2 separate regions of the Homo sapiens genome follow, and region 1 is linked to region 2. The links are chromatin contacts, found by Hi-C or POLR2A ChIA-PET in ENCODE. All regions are on one chromosome and are shown on one strand. Each heading gives the region's core, a stretch centred on a gene start or an enhancer-like site at or near the end of the contact. The rest is flanking DNA. Distances are from core to core; before and after follow the strand shown. Region 1 overlaps SIPA1L1 (signal induced proliferation associated 1 like 1). Region 2 overlaps SIPA1L1 (signal induced proliferation associated 1 like 1).

What was found. A loop is a pair of places that touch in the nucleus more often than their neighbours do. ChIA-PET counts read pairs that join two places held with the same protein, here RNA polymerase II (POLR2A). Pooled maps may share reads with other maps.
Region 1: a map of naive thymus-derived CD4-positive, alpha-beta T cell shows a loop between it and region 2 (2.0-fold over the local background). The contact joins two enhancer-like sites. A Hi-C loop is called at or near these places in 2 of 168 maps with a recorded cell type or tissue (endothelial cell of umbilical vein and naive thymus-derived CD4-positive, alpha-beta T cell), 12 of 37 single-sample maps with no recorded cell type and 12 of 50 pooled maps. POLR2A ChIA-PET finds 5 or more read pairs at or near these places in 3 of 52 experiments (OCI-LY7, WTC11 and activated T-cell).

What each region holds. Positions count from the first base shown.
Region 1 is chr14:71,656,543-71,660,583 of GRCh38, forward strand. SIPA1L1 (signal induced proliferation associated 1 like 1) reads left to right here. Exons shown (of 24, transcript NM_001386936.1): 9 at 1,791-1,894. Among named protein-coding and RNA genes, the nearest start is that of SNORD56B, 260 kb to the left of the region's middle. Within about 2 kb of position 2,754, at least 3 of the 41 ENCODE cell types and tissues checked have a DNase peak (open chromatin) inside an H3K27ac peak, as active enhancers do.
Region 2 is chr14:71,552,939-71,557,689 of GRCh38, forward strand. The region is part of intron 4 of SIPA1L1 (signal induced proliferation associated 1 like 1); the gene reads left to right. Among named protein-coding and RNA genes, the nearest start is that of SNORD56B, 160 kb to the left of the region's middle. RefSeq lists enhancers at 2,235-2,294, 2,455-2,514, 2,625-2,684 and a silencer at 3,105-3,204. Within about 2 kb of position 2,858, at least 9 of the 41 ENCODE cell types and tissues checked have a DNase peak (open chromatin) inside an H3K27ac peak, as active enhancers do.

The DNA of each region.
Region 1 (4,041 bases), core at 1,504-4,003, 100 kb after region 2:
ATACACAGTTTTTTTGTTGTGATGGTCATTAATACTTAGAAGATATTTTTCTTGGATATTTATATGTTGTTACATAGTTTTCCAATTTTTGAAAAGTAGTCTTTGCTTTGTTCTATTTTTGACTATTTTTAAGCCTTCGCATTTTATGTCAGCTTCAAAATTAAGATTCTCCAACAAGCTCAAGCTTGAAACTCAGAGCTCTAGAATATCTTTAGAAAGCTGTCTGCAAGCCACAGTTGTAGTCTATTCTTAGAGCAGTACCTAACGGCAGCGGAGTTACTGCATTAGAGCTACCTGGGAGTGTCTGTGAAGAATAGATTCCCCTGTGAGGCCCTATACCCACTGAGGAGTATTTTGGGGGGTGGGCCCTGGGAATCTGCCTCTTAATTTAGCTCCACAGCTGATGCTGTGCATACTAAGTTTTCAGAACTACTGTTGCCTTTTGGTATGTGTCAGAGACTTTGTCTGAGAGCATCGTTCTCTAAAATGCCATCAAGTGTTTTGGTCCTCAAAAAATAGGGTCGAGGCCAGGTATGTTGGGTCACGCCTGTAATCCCAGCACTTTGGGAGGCCAAGGTGGGTGGATCACAAGGTCAGGAGATTGAGACCATCCTGGCCAACATGGTGAAACCCCGTCTCTACTAAAACTACAAAAATTAGCCAGGCATGGTGGCATGCACTTATAGTCCCAGCTACTCAGGAGGCTGAGGCAGGAGAATCGCTTGAACCCAGGAGGCAGAGGTTGCAGTGAGCCGAGATCGCACCATTGTACTCCAGCCTGGGCGACAGAGTGAGACTGTCTCAAAAAAAAAAAAAAAAAAAAAATTGGGTTGATAGAGGGTTGAGTTTACCTACAGTGAATGTACTTCTGTTCCTTTTGCAACCCCTAAGTCCAGATCCTTTGAGTCTAAACAGGTATTCCCTTTGAGTTGGGAAGTTAATAACTTTTTTCTGCAGCTTCCAGGTACTTGTGGGAACACTGATTCTGAAACTTTGTTAAGATAAAGGCAGTAGAGGTTTTTTTTTTCTTAAGGAAAGTGAGAACACAACATGCTTAAGTCTTAAAAAAATTGTTAGACGTTGCTGTGTCAACTTTGTTCTTCAGTGTTAATGGTCTTGTTAAATTATTGTCTTTTTTTTTTTTTTTAAGAACAAAACAAGTCTCTTGCTTGAATTGGAAGTATTAGAAAAATGTTTCCTAACTTGATGTGTCGACAGAATTCAGGGGTCTGTGAACTTGGATGGGAAATAAGATTTTCTTTATTTTCACTGACCCCAAGTTGAAATTTAGCATTTCTGTTCATTATGGCCATAGGCAGTAAACCACAGTAATTCATTTACCTGTGATTTCATTGCCAATAGAAAGCACAGATATTTTCGTATTATATTATTTGTTGTTGCAGACATCTCAAGAGTGTTTGTGCTCATCATGTCTTCAGCATTACAGTAGATATTAGACCAACTGCTAAATCTTGTTATATAAATCTTGTGCATTCATATTTAAAATTATTTGATACTGTGCGCTTCGATATAATTTCTTTTGAAATCTTATGTTTTTTATTTTATACTTTTACAAATATTATTCTGAGAAGGGATCTGATCCGTAGGCTTCACTAGACTGCCAAAGAGGATCAAATACAAAAAAAAAAAGGAAGAACACCTGTCTTGTCTAGAATCTTTTCATCCTAAATCATTTTCTTTTCTTCTCTTTTCTTTTTTGAGATATTTCTCTTAAATAAATTATTTTTCCTGTTATAGTCATCTCATCATTATATTTTTTTTAACTGTAGCTGACTCCACTGGAACCCATTCTCTGTACACAACATACAAAGATTATGAAATTATGTTCCATGTTTCTACCATGCTGCCATACACACCCAACAACAAACAACAGGTAAGAGATCCTCCTGTTATCTGTGTTTTCACCCTTGTTTCATTTCCTCTAGAAGCCTAAGTGGCAAGTTTGTAAAATCTTAAACCAGAATTTAGTGTTGCACCTGTCACAGCAGCGGGAAGCTTTGTGCTTTGTGGAAGTAAGGAATAGCAAATGAACTGAAAACAAATGAAGAGACACAAATTTTAGGTTAACAGCCAGCTGGATGCCTTTGTGAATTAATCATTTGCTTTTCACCCACGGGGATTGAGGTTTTCATGAAATCTGAGGAACAAGTTGAAATCATTGGTGATTACATGACTCTGCAGGGTTGCAAAGAACATCCATGAGTGGGTGAAGTTTCATCTCAAGAGGTCAGTGCACAGAATAGGAAAGTTCTGAGGTTGCATTATAGATTTCAAAGGAGATATAAAATACTAACTTGGAAAAAAGTCAAATGTCAACAGAATGATATTCTTCCTTACCATGTTCATTGGGAGATAGCAAAGAACATAAATAACAATTGCATATGTGCACATCATACACAGAGCTTCTCTTAAAATGATCTAAAAGCTCAATGCCCAATTACTAAAGTGTAAGTGAGGTAGTAAAATGTGGAAACTAAGAGGTGACAGATTGTTACAGAGCAAACTGGAAACTGGCACTATTGTTTTAGGGAATATGTGGTAGTTGATTTTTTAAAATATTTTAAAATAAATAGTAGCAAATTGAAATTTAAAAGAACCAGAGAGCTAACACACACTTCTTTTAAAAGCTATTACAAACTTGAGCAGTCCAATTTTACTTCTGACCTTCAAATGGATATGGATTTTTGTTTTTGTCAATTGTTGTGCTAACAGAGCACAGGCCAGCTGCAGAATGAATCACATCCTCTTTCACAGAAGTTAACCAAACACTGATCTAATCTAACACTTTATCAGTTTACATTTGATTAAATCACAAATCTAGGTAACAAAGTTTTGCCTTTCATGATTGCCAGTGTAATAAAAAATAGAGAGCAAAGCAATGAATCAGCTATAAATCTGAAGTAAACCTGTTTTAAGATAAACTCCCTGATCTGTACTTTGTTGATAATTTGTTTTATGCAAATTCCAGATTTTAGCTCTCTTTGAAAGAAAAACACCATGCTAAGAAAGGCATAATAAACTTATTCTGACCAGTCAGTAGATAAAAAATTTAAGAACATTAACAAAATGATCCTTAAAGAGAGCATAAAGGCTTATTCTGCCTGATCACTTAGAAGAGAAAGATGAGATTTGTAAGGGTAAAAAATTTACTAACAAGATTGGATTGATTATTTGTAACTAAATGAGTTGAAGTGGTAGGCAGAGAAAGTGGGCATTTAAATGGCAGCTCTCTCAATTATTTAATTTTGGAGTCCAATCAAGGCAAAAATGTTACAGTCTTAAATCAGAATGAGAAAGAAATTGGTACTGCAACATATGAAAAAATTTTCACTCTCTAGCCAAAAAATTTATTTTCCTCTATGTAGATTACTTTATGCTTGGAAAAAAAAACCAGGAAAAATGTATCTTTAAAAATTCTTTTGCAAATATTTTTAATAAAATATTTTTCATTATATGTAGTATAAGATGGAAAAATGGATTTGTTTCTATTTGGGTCCTTTATTAAGACATTTATTTTTATATGTCAAGCCATATTTTGAAGAATGAATAATATTACAGAAAATGACATCATTTATGCAGGAATGGCATAACATGTAGATAAATAGTATTTGTTTTTGGTATGTCCAAGATCTTGAGTAGATTAATAATCTTTAATTATTGGTATGTTCTGTAGAGCAATCAATACACACCAGCCTTTATTTTCATAACGTCTGTTTGTATATCATATTTAGAAATGAACTCAGAAATAAATTGCTTCATTAGAAGACAATTTGGGATGCTTTCAAATTCCTGAGGTTAAAAGTGCATTTCCTGAACATTCTAACTCCCAATTTGCAACCCTAATCTAAAAGGCTATTATTTCTCCCACCTGGCAGCCAATACTAGATCACTGATTTTACTGGTTTGCAATTTGTATGCCTTAATGTCACCAGAGAATATTTTTTTAAATACAAGTTTTGTAAGTACAAGCTTATGTCTAATGGATAGTTTATATAAATGTCACACTTAGTTGTTTTTCTT
Region 2 (4,751 bases), core at 1,608-4,107:
TGTTGTGAAGGGCTGTGGAATTACATGTTCAGCTGCATCCCCGGCCTCTACCCACGAGATGCCAATAGCGCCTCCTCAGTTCAGATTGCCGATATCTCCAAATGCTGCTTAGTGTCACTCTGGAGGGCAGAGTCTCCCCTGTTGAAATCCACTCTTCTAAGCAATGAATACTTTTTCTTCTATTTCCTTTATACTGAGAGATAATAATTTTTAAAAAATCAGATAGAAATCTGGCTCAGCTTTTTTGGTGGGGTGAATGTAGCAGATTTTTAAAAGCTATTATAAGGAAAGATTGTTCATCTTCCACCATTACTAAGTTATAAGAATCTATTTTCAACTTGTATGTTTCTATAATTCCACAGTACACTTTGTGTTAGGAACCCTAAAATATTCTGGGGGAATTTGTTCTTTCAGTGTTTCTATATTTTTCGCCTGCTCCCATCACCATGGAGCTAAACACTTTGAGACATGTTAAGTTAAAAACAGTAATGACAGAAGAGGAAAAAACATTTTGCTTCTGCATTCTTTTTTCCTCTCTTCTCTTCCTCCTTACCTCAGTCAGCCAAATAGGGTATTAGTTTGAATGTTTTAATTGGATGTCAAGATAGGAAAGGCATGTTTTTCAGAGCTTATTTTTTCTTAGGAAATGCTAACAGTATAATTTGAACAGACCTGTGAATTGATATTCTGAGATAAGGTAAAATATACCAGGAATGTGTAGGGAAGGAGACTTTTTCCTTGGCCTGAACCCATTTTATAGATTTCTGTGCTTCAGAGATCCCATTGTATTGTTTAGGTAGGGCTACTCTACATCATATACAATTCTTTTTTTTTCATATAGAAAACAAATATCAGAATGTATGTAACCTAGTTTTTAGTGTAGAACTGATTGATTCATTGAATAAATGCAATTCTTGTCAGCTTTCTTAAATTGAGACCTTAGCATAGTGTTTTGTATAAAGTAACTAGAGACAGACTATTTTTCAGATTGTGGTTTGTGTTTGAAATTCATGTCCTCATCCAGGTACAGACTTTGAACTTTGGCCTATCTGAATGGAATATTCCGTTCAGTCCTTTCAAATGTAGCAAGAATGAATATAAAATTAGAGAAAAAAGTTTTCTTTCTTAATATTTACGACCTGTAGCATCTTCTGTTAGTTTGTAGGAACATGGTACTGATACGTTATTTCTGTTCAGCAAAGGTAGTTTAGAGATTTTTTTCTGTTTAAGATACAGTATTTTTTTTTCTGAACAAATTAATGTCTTGATATTGAACCTTGGTTTCACTGTGCTCAAACCTTCAAATGTTAATTTAAGGAAGTTTAGATTCCTCATTTCTTTTTAAACAGTATTACTGCTTTCTTTGCACACATGAAGCCATGATATTGAATTTAAAAGCAGATGACCTTAAAATCGTGCAACTTAAACACCACAGACTTAAAAATAAAAAATATAAAGATTTTTAAAGAAGAAAGTTAAAAAAATGTATCTGCTTTTCTGATGTAGGCTGGTGAGAAAAGATGTTCTTTTTCTGTTGCTTTCAGTCTTTAGCTCCCTGTCAGTTCTGCCCCACTGTGAAACCGAAGATGTTCTCAGCATTCTTGAGTAACACTTCCCACAGGTGACCTTCTGTATAAAGAGAGCTTGTTGTTGTTGTTGTTAACTTCTATATTGATAAGAAAAAGATAACAGTTCACAAATTACAACATCCTGTGATTTGATTCTTCATAAAATTTTTTGGTGAGGTTTTGGGAATTTCATTCTTGTTCCCCTGATCTGCTACACTTGGGCTACCACACTTTTTATAATATTTATTGCTATAAACATAGTTTGGGAGCATTTAGGTTGTTTATAGCTCCTTGCTATCCTAAATAATGCTGTGATGAACCCTTTTTTTGCACAGAATTTTGTCTTTTGAATTGTTTCCTTAAAAAATACTCAGGAATAAAATAACTGGGAAAAAAAGTATGTAAGCATTTTAAAGGCTCTCGATACATATTCCTAATTTAAAAAAAAAACAACAATTTCACTCTTCCAGTAGCTAATGAGCACATTTTATAAAAATTAATACCTCTTATTTTTCTTAAAGCATACTTAAGGGCCCTACGATTTTCAGATTGTAAATAAGCATTGGCTTCAACTTTAAGTCTCCAGCTGCATTAGCCCCTAATAAGAGAGTCAGACTGTTCTTTGAACCTTTGAAGCCAGGCATTGACTTCTCCTCTGTAGCTATGAAAGTCCTGGATGACATTTTCTTCTAAGAGAAGGCTGTTTCATCTATACTGAAAATCTGTTGTTTATTGTAGTCACCTTATCAATCATTTTAGCTAGATCTTCTGGATAACTTGCTGGTGAGCTTGCACTTTCATGTTATGGAGACAGCTTCCTTCCCGAAACCTGATGAACCAATGTCTGCTGGCTTCTAACTCTTCTTCTGAGTTTCTTCACCTCTCTCAGCCTTCATAGAATTGAAGAGAGTTAGGGCCTTGCTCTGGATTAGGCTTTGGTTTAAGAGAATGTTGTGGCTGATTTGATCTTCTTTCTCTCCAGAACACTAAAACTTTCCATCTCAGCAGTAAGGCTGTTTTGCTTTCTTATCATTTATGTGTTCACTGCAGTAGTACTTTTAATTTTCTTCAAAAACTTTTCCTTTGCATTCACAACTTGGCTAACTGGTACAATCCTAGCTTTCAGCCTCTCAACTTTCAAATGTCTTCCTCACTAAGCTTAATCATTTCTAGCTTTTGATTTAAAATGAGACACCTGTGACTCTTCCTTTCACTTTCAAGTTTCGCTTGAACTTAGAGGCCATTCTAATTTCAGTGTTGTGGTCTCAGAGACTAGAGAGCCCAAAGAGAGGGAGGCAGATGGGGAATGGCTGGTGGGTGGAGCAGTCAGAACTCAAACGACATTTGTTGATTGTTTGACATTTGTTGATTGATTGCCGTCTTCTGTGAGTGCAGTTTGTGGCATTCCCCAAAAGATTAGTAGTAACATCAAAGATCACAGATTAGAAATCACCAAAACAGATGTAATAATATGACAAAGTTTGACATATTGTGGGAATTACCAAAATGTGACACAGAGACAGGAAGTGAGCACATGCTGTTGGAAAAATAGCACTGACAGACTTGCTCAATGCAGGGTTGCCTCACACCTTCAATTTGTAAAAAAAACACCTGCAAAGTGCAATAAAGTGAAGTGCCATAAAATGAGGTGTGCCTGTATTGTATTTATTGAACAGAAACATTTTTCAAATGTTTAACCAATTTTTTCTTTTGTGAATTGCCTACTGTTTCAGAAAAACTCTCAAACCGTGTCTTTCCTCTGCTTTCATACCACCATGACAATCATCAACACAGAAAACACTTCTGTGACAAAAGCTGTGGGTTTTTTTCTCCACATGCCAAACAGCGTACACTGGCTGGATGTTCTCAATTCAGTTCCAACACTATCCACCCTAAGATAGTGTCAGATTCCACAGGTTGGGGGCTCAGTCCCCAAGACTGCCCCTTACATCTTTGGACATCATTGGTAAATCCAGGCCTCCAGACTTCTGACTGACCAACTTTAAGTTGGTGTTCCCACAACCCCATGTTTGGGTTTAATTAATTTGCTGGAGCAGCTTACAGAACTCAGGGAAACATGTTTACTGATTTATTTAAAAGGATATTACAAAGGATTCAGATGAAGCGTTGTGTAGGGCAAGGTATCAGGGAAGGAGCACGGAGCTTCCGTGCCCTCCTTTGGCGTGCCACCTTCCAAGAACTTCTACATGTTCACCTCTCCAGAAGCTCTTCAAACCTGGTCCTTTGGGTTTTTATACAAGGAGGTTTTATTACATGGCCTGGTTGACAACCGTGTAGAAATGTGATTGGACAAAAAGCACATTATCTAAATCCAGCAAGGCCTGTCTATTCAGACTTTTCTTGGCCTTTCTGTGTAGCTTTCCTTCCCGTAGGATATGGAGCAGGACTCTCTGGAATGAGTGTCTTTTGATCCACAATCAGATTAGAGCCCTGCCTTGGGCAGGTGAAAGGACAGGAGGTCAGAGAGAGAGAGATTCTGTTTCCTGAGGCCTAAAGTACCCCAGCATTATAACAAGGACTGTGGGAGTTAGGAGCTAGGAACTGTGGACAAAAACCAATATAGCTATCATAACACCATACCCATTAATACTTCTTTTCCCATTTTTCTTTTGGAATCTTAGTATTTTATCTTCCTTCACAAATCTTTGCATATATTCAGTGTATTCAGTCTGCGTTGTATTTATGGTATTTTTTAAACTAGTATTTGGTTTGCCTTTTAATGTACAGATGTTTAAAAGTTTCATGTACCCAAATCTGTCAATGTTTTCTTTTGTGATTTCTTTCATTAGTTTTGCTCATGGAAAATGTTTCCCCATTAGATATCACATTTTTTCCCTGATATTTTATTAATTTCAAACTAAGTCCTTACCACCCATTAATTTCATAAGAAAAGAAATCCACTATTTGAGAATTAGGAGCACTTTGCTGCTGATCATGGTTACTACAGGTTGTATTTTTGTAGTTCTCTGCACAAAGGGGCCACTTGCACTAATTGTTAACTTTTGGCTTTGATGTGGTACTTGAGATGTGAGTGCCTGTTTAATTCTGTGTTAATCTGTGGTTCTGTTACATTTGGATCGTTGCGAAAGTACCTTATTGAATACAAATATGAAAATGAACAAAGTAAAATAAAATTAAACTAGTCATGATTGACTCCTATGT